3 separate regions of the Mus musculus genome follow, and all the other regions are linked to region 1. A link is a loop called in an ENCODE intact Hi-C map of the cell type or tissue named here. Cell type or tissue: left cerebral cortex. All regions are shown on one strand. Links, peaks and the distances in the headings refer to the core of each region. The heading gives the core; the rest is flanking DNA.

Evidence for each region. A loop is a pair of places that touch in the nucleus more often than their neighbours do. Peaks named below come from ENCODE experiments on the same cell type or tissue, not always from the same donor. Only the 100,000 strongest peaks of a DNase experiment are listed, where the experiment ranks them.
Region 2: a loop joins it to region 1, with 3 times the contacts of the local background. A loop is called at or near these places in 2 of 42 quality-filtered maps.
Region 3: it touches region 1 in a loop (2.4-fold over the local background); 2 of 42 quality-filtered maps call a loop at or near these places.

The regions. Positions count from the first base shown.
Region 1 is chr3:85,659,412-85,664,820 of GRCm38, reverse strand. It overlaps Fam160a1 (family with sequence similarity 160, member A1), which reads left to right. Exons shown (of 12, transcript NM_172682.3): 12 at 3,603-4,758. The coding sequence ends at 3,856. Among named protein-coding and RNA genes, the nearest start is that of Gm40082, 51 kb to the left of the region's middle. In left cerebral cortex, for the core only: CTCF peaks have their summits at 2,146 and 2,350; DNase peaks (open chromatin) are centred at 2,526, 2,702, 3,218, 4,381 and 3 more places; H3K27ac peaks cover 4,621 bases.
Region 2 is chr3:85,520,015-85,525,429 of GRCm38, reverse strand. No RefSeq gene overlaps it. Among named protein-coding and RNA genes, the nearest start is that of Gm31419, 31 kb to the right of the region's middle. In left cerebral cortex, for the core only: a CTCF peak has its summit at 3,094; DNase peaks (open chromatin) are centred at 3,113, 3,861 and 4,490; H3K27ac peaks cover 4,192 bases.
Region 3 is chr3:85,017,609-85,023,023 of GRCm38, reverse strand. Gm30944 (a long non-coding RNA gene) reads right to left here and starts at 108. Exons shown (of 2, transcript XR_375760.2): 1 at 26-108. In left cerebral cortex, for the core only: no CTCF peak of the experiment used is centred there; DNase peaks (open chromatin) are centred at 999, 1,585, 2,015 and 2,683; H3K27ac peaks cover 4,502 bases.

The DNA of each region.
Region 1 (5,409 bases), core at 1-5,000:
GAGAGAGGTGGGTGGCAGCGAGGTGTGACAGAGGAGAGCTGAGAATAGCCCGAGGCCTGGGGAGTACTGCTGCTTGGCCTGGTTTCTGGTTAGACAAATCTGATGGCCACTGTCTCCTGAGCTGTGACATAGGCAGGCCCTGGTGAGCACAAACAAGCGAATGTCCAGTATTGTTGTGGCCTACCTGGCCATGCTTGTCCAGGTATGGGACAAAGCTTCTGTGAGGCGGCTGAGCAGTGGGGAGACTGGGGCCTCCGAGCTAAGGCAGGTGACCAGAAACAAGGCTGGGTATGAGAGGCAGAAGCATGACTCTGAGAGAGATTGACACCTTCATAAGAAGCTCAGAAGAGCCCAGCACTGTGTGCAGCTACTGGCTCCTGTCTCTAGTGTCTGCTGTGTTATCCGGGTCACTTTGCTTCACTGGGTCTTATGTTCCTGTTTGTGGAGATGGGGCTAGGCACGAACCCAGGGCCTCCAGCAGGTTAAGCACACGCTACCACTCAGCAGTACTCTCAGCTCCTCTCTTGACAGTTAAAGGGAAGGTTTGCTCATCTCTCAGGCACTCTCTGGCCACAGCAAGAACTCTGATTGAGGTTCTTTTGGGGTACTACGCGGCAGATTTTAGAAGAAAGTTGGGCTAAGTACCACTGGTGAAATGAGGGGCCAGGTTTTAACTTGTTAGAATTCAAAAAGAGAAGGTAAGGCCATTGTGGGCGGGAGGGCTGTGTGCAGTGAGTGGGAAGGTGGGTCTCCACTCTGGGCTGTGCCCTTTGCCCAGCCCTGTTGCCTGGAGAGGAACGGAGCCTTTGTCCTGCTCAGCTTCTGAAGTCCTCTGAGTTAGTCTTTGACAGTCTGCAGCAGCTTTTCAGAGCCAGGCACCATTTCAGAAGCCAGCCCTGGCCCTGATGTGATGTGCACTTCCTTCTCCCTAGCTTTCCCTTCGGGTGCTGTGCATGCTTGTTGGGCCCTTTTGTAACTCAGGTGCCTGCAGCCAGAGTTGCTTCCCCAGTCAGCGTCTGCATTCTTAACTTCCTGGTGTCCCTTCGGAAAAGGCAGCCTCCTCAGGGAGCAGTTAAAAGGATCCCTGCTCTACAGCAGGAGGATGGAGAGGTTTCTGTGATGACTGAAGGGACCAGGTCATTGGCTCCTGAGGTTTAGTTACTTTCTCAGCAGAAAGGAGGAGAAGGAGGAAGAAAAGGAGGAGGAAGAAGAAAGAACTCCCACTCAAATACATTAAAACTACACAATAATAGTGCCATGACCCGACTTAATGTAAAGACTCCTTTAACTGAGCTCTGATTCTAGAAGGTGGCTAGATGCTAACCCATTTTACAGCAAAGGAAACAGCCTTGGTGATCCAGGCCAGGGTAATCACTCAAATCTGCCTACTTGTGACACATTGAAAGGCCATCTCCTGGTGGTAAGCCAGCTCGGGTCCACCCCAGGGGATGCTGGAACTGCCTGAAGGATGTCCCTGTAAGTCTTCGGACCCCTTTGCTGCTCTTCTGTGTCATGAACAATGATTTGTGGATTCAAGCTGGGCAGGCAAACCTTAGCAGTGACATCTCCAATTCACAAGTCACGCTAGATGTAAAAAATCCACAAAGAGCATGGTTTAGCGAGCAGGGTGGGGTTGAGTTGGGAAGTGGAGGTTAGGCGTGAGAGGCAGCTCTAAGGAGAACTTGAGTGTGGAGGAGTGGGGGGTTATTTCCTTGGTCACACATTCTGCAAAGTGTTGTAGGCTCCCTGGATAGACTGGCCAGGGTTTGTGAGACATTCTCAGGGGGCTTGGCTCTTGAAAAGAGCAGTGTGTGGCTGAAACCCTGTGCCAGCCTCCAGTGAATGGGGCAGGGACCCGGGCAGAGAGGGGCTTTCGGGAAGTGAGTGGCAGCTGAAGTGGGCCACATGCAGTCTAGTGTGGCCCCTGTGTATTGATACCTGGTGACTCACTTGATCATTATAGCAATGCCATGAGCTTCTGACAGTCAGAGGAAGTGAGAGCACAGAGAGGTGAAGCCACTTGCCTGGAGTAGCCCAGCTGGTAGGTAGGTCACAGAATCTGTGCTCTTAGCTATAGTCCCAGTGCCTCTGAAGCTTAGTAAGATGTGGGTGAAGGGAAATGTGGGGACGGAGCTGCAGGGGACGAGGCAGCCAGCACAGCATAGATTCCAGTCTGGGTGTTCTGATCCCCAGTGGATCCAGGCCAGCTTCCCCAGTGAGCTCCGATGGCTCGTGGGAGACCTGAAGTGTCTGAGGACCAGTGTGGGTGGGTCACCAAGGCTGACCTTGGGCCTCTGCATTGTTAATACCCCTGATGGGGCTAGAGGGAGCTCTGATAAGAGATAGTAGGAGACAGATTCTCAACAACTTCTCTGTGACACGAACTGTGATATGCTTTAATCCAAAAGGATATTTAAAGCAGCAAAGTAGAGGATTTTTTTTAACACTAAAGACTATAGTAGTGAGATGTAGAAAGTACTATAAATGTCAAGAATTTTTAGTGCCGTCGTTAAGCAACACTCTGAAAAGTGTTGAAAAATGGGGCTGAATTCTAAAAAGCAGCCAGAATAATGAAGAGCCTGGATACCGTGATTTGGGAGGGTTGATGGGATCATTTGGGGAGGGGCAGAGGTGGCATAAAGAACTCCTACAAACATATGAGGGCTGGAGAGCTCAGGAATCAGTCAGGGAGATTGAACCATTTTAATTAGGAGAACCGATTTGGTATAAAAATGCAAATCAGCTGGATGTGTTGGAACCTGGGCTCGTGCCATCTTAGATTTATGTTGCTGAGGGAGACACAGGCCCCTGGAGCCCTCTTTAAGTGCTGGCTGTCCAAGCCCTTTGTTGCCATTAGATCCTGATGGCTGTGTGAATTCTTAGCCTAGTCCATCCCATTATCTCTGGTGATCTAGAGGGATCTCTTACTCTTCTTGTGTTCTGGAGGCTAGAGGACCCAGACAGAATGGGCTGGGGTTTCTGGGAAGCTGAGGTCAGAGCAATAGCTGCAGAACACAGGAGTTTAAGGAGCTGCACCTGGTGACCAGGGTGGCCCTGGCAGGAGTAGAGTAGTTGGCTCAGTACTGGGTATCAGGAGAGCAGAGGGGCCACAGGTGTCTTTGGTAGATTTCCCATGAGCCCAGTCTCCACTCAACTGTCAGCAGTGGTAGCAGGAGCTATTGGAAGTCAGTCTGTCTGCCTACTGTCTGTGTCTGTCCATCTATCCATCCATCCAGTCAGGGGTTTGCTGTTGCCCAGGTTGATCTTGAACTACTGAGTCACATGACCCTTCTTCCTTGATCTCCCAGATAATCAGGACTTCAGGGTGTCAGTACAGTGTCTAGCTGGGAATTTCTTGCCAACCCGGTATTATTGCCACATCTCTTCCTGTGTATGTGATTTCAGATAGACAGTTCTGTGTTACAAGCTGAGTGCTAGCTATGACAAGCTGGACAAGCTTGTCATGGAGAATATCAGGGCTGTCTGCAGATCTAGTCGGGAGAGGAACTGCACCCACTACTATTCCCTCCATGAATCCACTTGCCCCTTACACACACACTTGTCATGTAAGAGTCCCAGAACTGTCTTCTTTCTGTTTTCAGATCCCATTCAGGAGATCTCCAGGCCAGAAAGTGACAAGACCCTTTTGGATGGCCCTCCACGTGTGCTTCAGCCCTTCCTAGGCAACAGAGCCAAGGTGACCAGGGCACCCCCAAACCTGCCTCTGCCAGTGAAGAACACCATGCTGGCTGCTGCTCTCTTCCCAGAGTTCCTGAAGGAGCTGGCAGCCTTGGCCCAAGAACACTCCATTCTGTGTTACAAGATCCTGGGAGACTTTGAAGACTCTTGCTGTTAGCTTTTTATACTACTATTTTCATAGAGATTTGGTTTTATAAGGTTATAGTGTCTTGACTGAATGTTAAATGCAAAGCTGCTTATCAAAAATGTCTACTTTGATATTTCCTGACAATACTTGATTTATCGGGGGGTTTTGGTACACCTCCTCTCTCCAGCCGGGTCTCCCCTTGTTACACAGAATGTCTTGTGAGCCGGCTGTCTCCTTGGCAGGCTCTTTCAGCTGTGTTTCCTCTTCAGATGGTTTGTAGTTGTCTCCCATGCCTTGGATGGAGGAGACAGAGACCCTCAGTTTGTAGCTCAGATGCCATGGAGCGCACACGGAGGTTCTGTGACCTCTGGATGCCTGGTGGGGGTCAGTGCCTCAGCAGTCTCACGGAGGTTCCTCCATGGTGGCACACACATGGCCTAGCAGCCTCTGCAAGAAGTGAAATGTAAGAACGGAGCTCCTCCTGCCACATAGGACACATCATTGGCTGCTCTGAATTTTACTTCTAGGACTTGCAATCTTTCCATACCTATTGCCTTAATGTTGTGGGGAAAATCCCCAAGCCCCAGCTGTCTGCCCAAAACTTCGCACACAGAGAGAATCTGGAATGCAGGATTTTTTTTCTTGTTGCTTGAGAGCTGTTCTAATCATTGGAGCACAACCAAAACTCAAGACAGCCTTAATTCAGTAAGATTTGCACAAAAGGAAGCATACCTATGCAAACTTTGGATCTTAGGCATTTGATCAGATGGAAAAAAGTGTGGTGTCATATACTTATGTTAAAAACATTATTGTTTAAGTATTTTATGAAAACAAACGTTAACTTGTAACGCAAAGAGGATTTTTTTGGGGGGGGGTTGAGGGTGTGCAGAGCTTGGAATGGGTGCAAAAGATAAAAATTCTGCTAACTGTAACTTGAGAAACTCTGGTTCTTATTTTACTAATATGTTGCCCTTGTAGAGAAATAAGCACTGTTCAGCCCATGTCAGCAGCTGGGACGGAGATGCATACAGGTCACAGGGAGCTTGTGAAGTTGTGAGTGCCTGATGGTTACTCCCTCCCCACAGCCATGCTGCATGCCAAGTATCCAGCGGTGGAGGATGCCCTAGTTGGGATGTACTGGTATCTCTGGCTGTTTGCCAGCCTGCTACCAGCAGCGTGGTTATACTTCAGTCATAGCCCTATAAAGTAACTACCAAGCAGGGAGGAAAGCATGCACGCGCGTGCGCACATACACACACATACACACCCTGAGACAACAACTTGTATTTATGAATATTAAAGTCACCTTATGTTCTGGGCCTGGCTCTTGAGTGAGGTGGTGGAGCCTCCTCAGTGGAGAGATGCAATGCCTAGCTCTCTCTGTTCCTTGTGGGCATCTATGTTGAGCCCCAAGGGTGATGGCAGCCCCATCAGTTGTGCCTCAGGAACACCAGTTTGTCAGTCAGGTCCCTGGTACAGAAGAGCGATGGGGAAAAGAATCATCTCTGAGGCACTGCAGGCTTTCACAGGATCTTGAAGTAGCTTTAGATAAGAAAGCTGGAGAGCTAGCCCATGAGTGAATG
Region 2 (5,415 bases), core at 313-5,312, 140 kb after region 1:
TCACATAGAAAGTAGACATTCTCCGTACCTCTCCAGGATTGTCAAGAACGCAGAATCAGAAGTCCACCCATCACACTACTCACAGTTCCAGACCAGGGAGGGGCATTCAAAGTGTCTTAGTTAGGGTGAACAGATACCATGACCAAGGCAACTCTTAAAAGAACAGCATTTAATTGGGGCCGGCTTACAGGTTCAGAGGTTCAGTCCGTTATCAAGATGGGAACATGGCAGCATCCAGGCAGGCATGGTGTAGGAGGAACTGAGAGTTCTACATCTTCATCTGAAGGCTGCCATCAGAATACTGACTTCCAGGCAGCTATAACTAGGGTATTAAAGTCCACAACCCACAGTGACACAGCTACTCCTACAAGGACACACTTCCTACTAGTGCCACTCCCTGGCTCAGGCATATACAAACCATCTCATTCCACTCCAGAGCCTCCATAGGCTTGTTCAAACATGGGGGCCATATAATAAAAATACATTTAGTCCAACTTCCAAAGTTCCCATAGTCTGTAACTGTCTCAACAAGGTTAAAAGTCCAAAGTTCAAGGTCTCTTCTGAGATGCATCTAATCACTTAACTGTAATCCCCAAAGCAAGACAGGAAACCAGCTGGACAAACTCCAAACTCTGCATCTCCATGTCCGATGTCAAAGCAGTCTTCAGATCTCCAACTCCTTTGTCATCTTTGTTGACTGCAACAAACTTCTTTCTCCTGTGCTAGCTCCACTACCTGTCAGTAGCTTTCTCAGCAGGTATTCCACAGTTCTGGCATATTGAAAATCTTCGAGTCTCCAAGGCAACTTCAATGTTACAACTTCTTGTTTCAATGTCTGGGATTCACATATGATCTTCTGGGCTCCTCCAAAGGGCTGGTGCCACTTCTTCTAACTCTGCCCTCTAAGTCAGGTTGATCAATTGCTGCTGCTGTTCTTGGTGATGGCATCCCATGGGGATCCCATGGTACTGGCATCTCCAATATGCTGGGGTTTTCCACAGCACCTAAGCTTCACCAATAGCCTCTCAAAGGTTCTCTTCATGGTGCAAAGCCTCAACTCCTTTGCATGACCCCTTCAGTCCTGGGCTGTCAACTGCAACTGGAGCTGCACCTTCACCAATGGCCTTCCATGGCCTCTCACAGTGCCAAGCTCCAGCTGTTCTTCATGACCCCTTCATGCCTTCAAAACCAATACCACCTGAGTGACTCCTACACATTACCAAGTACAGCTGCAGCATGAGGTACAGCCTTGGCTATCTCTGGAACACAGGTTCTTTGTGCTCTCAGAAAACACTTTCCAGAAGATTTCACCTCAGTGATGCTGGTCTCTTCTTAATCACAGCTAATTCCTTACCTCCAGCTAACCAGCATCAATTGTCCCAGTAGTGCCTTCTATTCTGGATTCTAAAGTCAGAGCCACACTGCCAAAGCTGCTGAGTTCTGCCACTTGCAGGAACTGGAACATGGCCCTTGTTCTATTACATTATCACTAGCTTTCTGTTTTCCAGTTCCTTCATTGCCTAAGCTTGGCTGTCCTGGATCGTGCTCTGTAGATTGACCTTGAACTCAGAGACCTGCTTGCCTGTCTCCTGGAATTAAATGTGTGTACCACCACACCAGGACTTAAAGTTTTCTTCATCTAGAACTTGCTCTGTCCCAGGCTGGCCTTGAGCTCAGAGATCTGCTTGGCTTTGTCTCCTAGGATTAAAGGTGTGTACCATCATGCCTGGATCTAAATTTAGCTGGGTCGGATCTTGCCCCATATTCCCTTAATCTCCTTTATCTTCACTTATCTCCTAGAGCAAAGGATTCAGTTCCATTTCCCTTCCTGGGGCCTGCTTAATACTTGATCATATATTTTATAGTTTTTCTTTCTAAGCTTGCTATACTTGTTCAAAATGCTCTTCATGAGACTTAACCAGAGAACAAAGTCTCTGCTGGGCTTTTTTGAGACTACCTTTGTCAATGCAATTAATATAAACCTCTTTACCTTAGACTCAGGTAGACTCTTCAGACAAGGGCAAAAAGCAGCCACACTCTTCACCAAAATCCCACAAAAACAGTCTCTAGGACACATTCTGAAATTCTTCTCCACTGAAACCAAATCTGCACAGTTCAAACCATACTCAGCCACAGAGTCTTCCATCTTCCTACCAGGATGGCCCAGTAAGCCTAACTTAAAGCATTCCACTGCTTTCCAAAGTCCCAAAATCTACATTCCTCCAAACAAAAGCATAGTCAGGCCAATCACAGCAATACCCCAGTCCCTGGTAACAACTTTTGTCGTATGTGCCAGGAAGGTGTGTACTTAGGACTCATCAATGTGATGAGCCACCTGTCACAGTAGGTGAGACACAGCAGCTATTTAGTCCTTCAGAGACAGCAAAAACCTTAGAGATCATCTCGCCTAAGAGAATAGGGGAACAGACCTGAAGGTTCCCACCCACCAGGCTGTGTGCATGCTGCAGACTCTCTTAAAGGAACAATTTACCAAGAGCCATAGTTATTGAGATTTTGAAATGTTAGGGGCCTATTTTCAATCACCATGTCTCAGCGATTGGGCTATTGCTATGTTTTAGAAAAAGAGTGCTAGTTTTTCTCCATCCAAGGAGTCACTGAATTGGGCTGATGTAGAACCAGAGACTACTCCTTTGAGTTCTCATCAAGTCAAAGGAAGGATGTTTCTTTTGCCATGTAGTCTGATAGGATAAAAGGTGCTTTATGCAACTGAATAGTCTGTCTCCATCAGAAGAAATAGATATCAGGTTTTAAAAAGGTTTACTAAGTCCTGGCAAACAACAAGTTTTCTCTTAATTTTTAATCTCTCTCTGTCTCTCTCTGTCTTCTGTCTCTGTCTCTGTCTCTGTCTCTGTCTCTGTTTCTCTCTCTCTCTCTCTCTCTCTCTCTCTCTCTCTCTCTCTCACACACACACACACACACACACACACACACACACACACAGGTCCTTAGATTACTATGGTCATGATGCTATATGTTCCTAGGCTGGAGTGTGGATTAACAGACTAGTTGCTCATGGATTTGACTTACTGGGAGTGTGCAGCCCTCCAGCTAATGTCTGTCCCAACACAGCACCCCTAGTGGCAGTGGGCCCATGTGTACCTTAAAATACTTGAATTCTCTTCATCTTTAAATGTTATGGTAACATCTTTCTATTCCACAATATATTCATTATTTAATTTTTAAATAAACATTATTTATTTTTATAAGCAAACATAATCAACGTACATATCTCTTCATTTAATACTCAAGGCTAATCCTCTCCACCTTTCCTGGGGACATCTTTGAAACATTCAACAATATCCATCATTCCTATATTTTAAGGATATTTGTTACTTGGAGAATTGGAAATCCTTCCCCTGACCATCATTAGAAGGGCATGACTTCCTACTTACACAGTTTGCAATGAGTTCTGTATTTCAAGTCTGTCCCTCCTGGCACATTCTCCCTCAGTTGTGGGATATAGATACACTCTTGCCATTGCTTAGTAATTCATGTTAAATCCTTTGGTCCCCAGGTCATTGTCACATGCTTTCTTTTTTTTCTGCTTGGTCTTAGCTTCTTAGATAACTTCTCCCCTGCCTCAGGTCTTTTAAACAGTTGCATATCCTAAGCTCCTACTTCCAGCCCCTTCACAATCTCCCTAGATCTTTCTAACCATGAATGATGTCATTGTCTACATTCCATTATTCCTGAGTCTTCTTCTATAAAGAGCATAACCACTTTAGTGAAGGCCAGAAACCTATTTTTATCAGCTCCCTGGATGCATCTGAACAAATGCCCCGTGCTACCTCAAATTTAAATGCACTGAACTCATTACATCCTCCACAAAATCTGTTTCTCCTCCTGTGTTCCCAATCTTAAACACCACCATCTTCTCAGTCACCTAAGTTAGGGACTTTGAAGTCATATACAACACCTCCTCCTCAATTCCAAGGCTAGTTGCCCAATCTGGGTAAATGTAGCTCTAACACACACACACACACACACACACACACACACACACACACACACAATCTGTTTGCTCTAGCTCAGGTCCACAGCTCCTCTTGCTTAGCTTTTGGTGAGCACCCCTGGCTTACAGACAGGTGCTTTCTTCTCTGTCCCCGATGAAGGAGACAGGAAGCTCTGTTGTCCTTTCCTCTTCTTCTAAGGACAGTCACTCCACCATGAAGTCTCTAGACTCTTGACTCCATCTAAACCCAATTATCTTCCAAATAGCCTCTTTTCAAATGTTGTCACACTGTAGGGGCTTGGGGTTTAACATGTGGCTTTGCGTCGAGCACAAACATCTAGTCCCCAGAAGGGTTTTGCATGAATGGCCTCATCAGTCCTCTCACGTTGTCTTTTCTCCCCTCTCCTCCATGTCTTTTAGATTCATCTTTCTGAAACACAGAAATGATACATTACTGCTTCTGGAAAATCTTTCAGTGACAGCTCTCTGCATTGCCTAACCATGGCACCTGCAGCAGGGCTGCATCCAGGCTTAGTCAGTCTGTCCATCTTAGCTTCTCCAAAGATTCAGTCCTTCTATCCACCCTCTCTTCCTGTTCCACTTGCTCAGGCTCTTTCCCCATCCAGTTATGGCTCTCCTCAAATGTTCACATAGAATTTGAAAAGCCTTCCCCCAGATAGCATTGCTCGCTTATTTGTGATTTATATATCAGTGGTTTCAGAATTTGATCGTATATTAGAATGGCATATAGCACCTATAAGAAAGACATGTGCACGCGTGCACACTCACACACACACACACACACACACACACACACACACAGAGGGGGGATTGTAAATAAGATATGTAGGATTATAGAGTACATAGAGATAAAAAGATTCATTATAAGAATTTTATTGTAGGAATCATAAGACTAAGGGGCAGACAAGCCCAAGCCAGATGAAGGCCCCTGAGAGCCACTTGCTGTGGCTCTGGTCTCAAAGCCTGCAAGTTCATAACCCAGGAAGGACCACTGTTTCGGGTCAGGTCTAAAGTTGAAAGAAAACCTGCATCCCAGCTCAAAGGCAGATACAAAGGATAATTTCTTCTTTCTTAGGGAAGAAGGGTGGCCTTTCTTCTATTCAGGCCTTTAACCAGTTGGATGTAAACAACTTGCTGAATTTAGTTTATCAATTTAAATGTTGAACTCCTCCAAAATCACACCCCATAGAAATACCTATGGCCATCCCATGGGGCAATCAAAATTAACCAGTATAGCTGAAGAACTATTAAAATGGGCTAATTCTACCGGGTCTGATTGTAGGAGTTTTCATGGTACGAGGAAAGCTTGGCTATCAATATATTTTAACTTTTTCTTACAACCAAGGGAACGAGCCAAGTAAATTTTGTACCTGTGGGCACTATTGGAGCCAATCAATCCCCTCTGTTGAAGTCCTCACTCC
Region 3 (5,415 bases), core at 313-5,312, 640 kb after region 1:
ATTGTCCAGATATCACGTGACTTACGGCAACAAGGAGGCACCCAGGAAACCACCAACTCAAGCGTAACCAACGGTTCTTTCTCTCCTGCCAAGCCTCGTGCTCTTTCTGCGAGGGCACTTAGCACCAGCGCTCTTTCCAAGCTTTACTCTGTGACTCTTCTGGTGTGGACTTTGCTCACACGGCTCATACCACAGCCACACTGCAGAGGCAGGACAGAGGCGCTGAGCAGGAATGAAATCAACCCAGTCAAGAACAAATTACATTTATTTGGAGTTAATTAGGATTGCGATCGGGGGAGAGCACAGACTCACAGAATCCTGGAAACAAGCTGAAATTCTGATGTTGAGCCTATTGTTAGCTAAGAATTAATGTAGGTGCTGTAAGCCTTAGACTATCTTATCAGAGGAGAATCGAATCCAGCAGTCTCTGCTTCCAGGTGTACCCAGGGTCCAGTGTATCAGAGGGTAGCAAACGATGTTTAAGCAAACTGTAGTTTGGTCTATCCCAGAGAATGGTTTGGCTCAAAGGCTCAGCAGAAGACAGATTGAGATGTGCTTAGTAATGACCCCTAACTCCATTTCAGGTGCCCAGAATCAATGTTACTCCATTTTGATTATGATCATTGTTATCATAGCCTCCATTCCCATGACTAGAATTTATTCACGGGACTAAGCCTAGTTTGAAAGAAGCACAGAAAATTACATCCTTGTTCAGTAGACAGCTGGCCATCTATTGTCTCTGACACAAGTAGGCCATGGTGGCAGGAGGGAAGGAGGTACTACCTCAAGCAACTGTGCGGACAAAGCCTACCTGGTTCACGCTACCCTGGCGACTCCATATCTTACCTTGCACTACATACCACAGTTTCTGTCTCCTTAGGTAGATGACAACTTGCTGTGGGAGGTTGGGGAGATGAGTGGAAGCATGTGTCTCACAGAGAACCAGCATTCAGCCAAGGGAGGAGTTCAGTTGTTAGACCTGAGCGTCCAAAGGAGGAGCGGCCAATCCCGAGGAAACAGCTCTGCATGCTGCTCAGTCCAGACTCATCCTTTGGCGATCTTCCTTTGCCACCTCCAGTTCTTGGGGAAGCACTTCTTTCCATCTTCCACACCTAAAAATGTTGATCATGTTTTGCCTGGGACAGAACCCAGGAGTCTGCTTTTTTTAATGCCAGAAAGTTTGGGGCCCATAAGTAAAGACCTATACTCTGAAAAATAGCATAGAAGAAATAGTCATATCTTAGGTCACTTCTAAGTACAACCATCAAGCCTGGACTTGCAGAGATTTTCACTCTGCTCTTCTTGGTTTTTCCAAGGAGCTAGAAGATGGGATGGGATCCATAGGACAGAACATAACAGTGGAGGTGTTTGGTCTTGAAATTTAATGTGGAGCCCAGTGGTGACCTCCTGTTAGAATACCAGAGGCCTCTTAGGCAGCATCTGTGTTCATCTCAGTTACCAAAAAGTGCACACTGATATGAGCCACTATTAATAGTGGCACTAGGTTGGCCAGAATAACACATGTAAAAATGCCTCCTCAGGGAGATAGTTAATCCCTTGAGAGCCCAGGTCATCTCAGGCATGACTTGATCCCCTCAGACATGACTGCCGGGATCCAAGAAGTAAGACAGGGGACTAGACACAGAAGGCCCAAGTGCAGTCCTCCCTGCATTCCCCTACTCTCCTGCAACAAACTCAGAACAGCCCTCAGTGTGTGAAGAACACTGACTGGATATTATATAGTTATAGAAGAAATATAAAATTATCTTAAGTGGTTTTTGAAGATATAGGAAGGCACAAAAGAAAAACAAAAGTCACCTGTGATCCTGCTATCCAGAAATAACCATTATTATCATTTTAGAGTAACACACTACTAGTTTTTCCTATGCATATATTTGCATAAAATAGCATACATCAAACCTGGATTTCATCAAATTCCCAGCTCTGTAACCTGCTTGCTCCACTTAACAATACATACCATTTTCCTGCATCATCAGCTGTTCTCTGACAACCTCATTTTTAACAGCCACATCCTAGCATGCGGGTACACAATGGCTGGAATATTTTAGACTACTTCTATTTTTTTGTTTTGGTTTTATTTTTGCTTTTTCTATTATAAATCTTATTATATGTCAGTAATGGTTTTCTCAGAATCGATTCTGAGACACTAATTCTGAGGTCCCTAAAATACACTTGTTAAAGCTGTAGCCACAAAGCATCAAATTACAAATATCAATTAACACTTGGGTAGGGTATGGTGAAGACTGGGGACCTGGGTCAGGCGGCAGGGTGTGAGGAGGGTGGTGCTGAAGTGAGAGCTATCTGTCCCAACTTCATCTCCATCACCTCTGAATATTAGGAGAAGCTTGCCTTCCCATCCCAAGTCCCCCAATCTCAAGGACTGTCTTTATAATCACAGATATTTCTCTTCTGTGATGATATTCAGCCCATTTTAGGAATCCTATGCAAATCTTTATCTGGCCTACAGCAATTATTTCTGAAAAACCAGACTTTTGACAGAAGTACATTTAAGTTTTTTTAAAAATAGCATTTTTTTAGTGCATGGTATTATCATTGTTACTTATTCAAATGTGTTGATGGTGGAGTAGGTGGAAGGGTGATGCTTGCATTGGCATGGCAACCAGTGACTAATTGAATTCTTCACAGCCCATGATGGCTGCTGTGACTTAGGTGGGGCCAGAAATGGATTTTCCTCCCTCTATGTGTCATGAGCTTATGGTAGAGAAAAGGTTACCCACTCATGATGGAGCCCCACTCATGATACAGCCCTTTCTTAAGCTATTTCTATTTTCAGTTTGTGCTACTTCTTGGGGTGAGAGGTTTAGAGCATCTCTTCCCACCCTGTGGATACAGGGCTTCTTCTGATCTGCAGATACCTCTTTGGGGTAGAATAGGACTCCTGGTTATTGTAATAGCTAGCACACAGTGGGCCTTTCCAATGGTACCAGACTCTCCTCGAGGCACTTTGTGTTTTTCATTTAATCCTTAACAAGCTGTGTGATGTGAGTACTGTTTTTGCCATCCCTCCTCTGGTTTTAGTTCCATTTTGCAGTGCCGAGAATTAAAGCCAGGTCTATATGTCCACCAGGCAAATGTTTACCACTGAGCTACACTCTGACCCTCTTATAATTAATTCTTGTTGTTTTCATTTGTTTGTTAGCTTGCTTGTTTGCTTTTGCTTGGGGCTGCTGTGGGGAGGGTTAAGACAGGATCTCATGTAACCCAGGCTGGCCTTGAATACCCTCCTACTTCAATGAGTGGTCACATTTAGGACAAGTCTTCCATCTTAACTAACCTAATCAAGATAATCCCTTACAGATATAACCAGAATGTTGTCTCCTACATCCTGTAAAGTTGACTATACTGTTTTATAACCTACTTTAATAAAGGTTCAACCTCTCCTTTAGCCCATCACCCACCAGAGATAGTAGAAAAGTCAGGTTATGGGGGAAGTGGACCTGTTTGGGAATAGCTCTTTGAGGGCCAGCTCAAATCCTCTTTGCCAGCATTTCAGTCCTGTAGCAAACACCACACACACAAACAGGCAGCTGTTCTTCAATCCTAAAGAAACTGCAAGGCTTCACCATCTGGCCTAAGGCCGCTGAAGAGGCAAACAGCTGAAGGAAACTCATGAGCAGTTCTTTGGTAAGTTTCTCTCAATGGTGGCATGACCACAAGTAGAGCCCAACAATGCTATGTAAAGTGAACCAATACCTGTGTGTCCTTAACCAAGAACAGCAAGGCAGAGTAAACCAAACCAAAGCTCAATGCTCGTCTCACACTGTCTATGGAGTCATATCTATATTCCTTCATCACATGTCCTTTCATGTGTCTGCCACAGGAAAACATAGCAAAGCCTGTGTCTGCTTCAGAAAAACATTCTTTTACAGGTCTGCTTTAACAAGACATCCTTTCACCAAGCAACTGATCTTTAGTAACATGTATCCCCCTTGCTACATTTCGTTGTTCTATTTTTGTGGCTTCATGCATCCACCAGGACAACCATTGTGATTGTTGACTAACTTCTAGAACAGCTGATACCACTGCACTGTGGGAAAACTCTGCTAGTTAAGGTCAAAGTCTACCATTGTCCAGATAGTGCTCTGGAATTAGGTGCAATATGGAGAACTCCCTTCATTGGTATGACTTCTTCTTCTTCTCTGACCTTGTCTGGGGAGTTCAACTCCCACTATACCTCTACCTGCAGAATGTCACCTACCTTTGATTAAGATTACAGGTCCAACTTCCTTTCCCCCAATAAGAACCCATTCAGCTAGTACCTGAGATTCCTGAAATGCTTCCCCATGCTAATGAGACATTTTGGTACCCTAAGCCCCCAGCCAATGAACTTTGCCCATCCTGGATGTTTCTACCCCACACATACCCTTGTTCCCTGAAATTATGTAACCTTGAATCACCCCATGTAAAGTTGATTTGCCTCCCTGCAGCTGGTCCCAGGCCAAGGACCAGCCTCAGCGTTGGGGGAAGGGGTGCATTCCTGAGAGAAGGGGTTTTTGAGAGCAGCAGAAAAAAAATCTTGAAGTCAAATCATGGGCTACAAGCTGATGCCCTATGTTCTGCTCGAGACAGTTTTCCAGATTGTTCTCTTTCTCTCTCTCTCTGTCTCTCTCTGTCTCTCTCTCTCTCTCTCTCTCTCCCTCATATATACAATTCTAAAAACTCTGAATATCATTTCTAGCAGATCAAAAGCCCAGTCTTTTATTTACATATCAATTCAGCCATTACGCCAGATTCCCTTTTGATTATTCCATTAATCAGCAGCCTATGACCTAGACCCTTGATTCTTAGAAAAAGATAGCAAGCACATTTTTTTAACATTGCAAATGAATTCAGAGGTCTGCCTACCTTTGTAAGCACAATGAGCTAGCTCTGTGGGATCCTGTCTTGAGATTACCATTTCCACCACACCCAGGCCCAAACTAGCTCTGTCCCAGGCTGACCTTGAACTCAGGAATCTGCCTGCCTTTGTATCTTTCTGACAAGCTGGCTCATGGTGCAATTGCATCTGTTCTTTTAGATTTGTGAAGCCCCTCATATAATCCATATTGCATCCTTATATTTTGCATAGTTGAGAAATTATTATTATTATTCAACTCATGTGTTTAGAGTTCTTTTCCACCTGAAGGGCTAGTCTGAAGGTCTCAGTGTTTCCCATTTCTCTGAGACATAGACATAGCCTTGGCTCCCAGATTAGTGCTATCTCTGAATAGCATGGAGTCATTAATCTTGGAAGAGAGGACATTTCCCCCAATAACCTTGGTAGGGAGAATATTTTCCAAAGGAGGAACATGAAGTTTATATATATAAATAAGCCCCACACCCAGCAACTATCACCGCTTGTGGAGGCCCATGCCCTGGCTCTGTTCCAGGGGC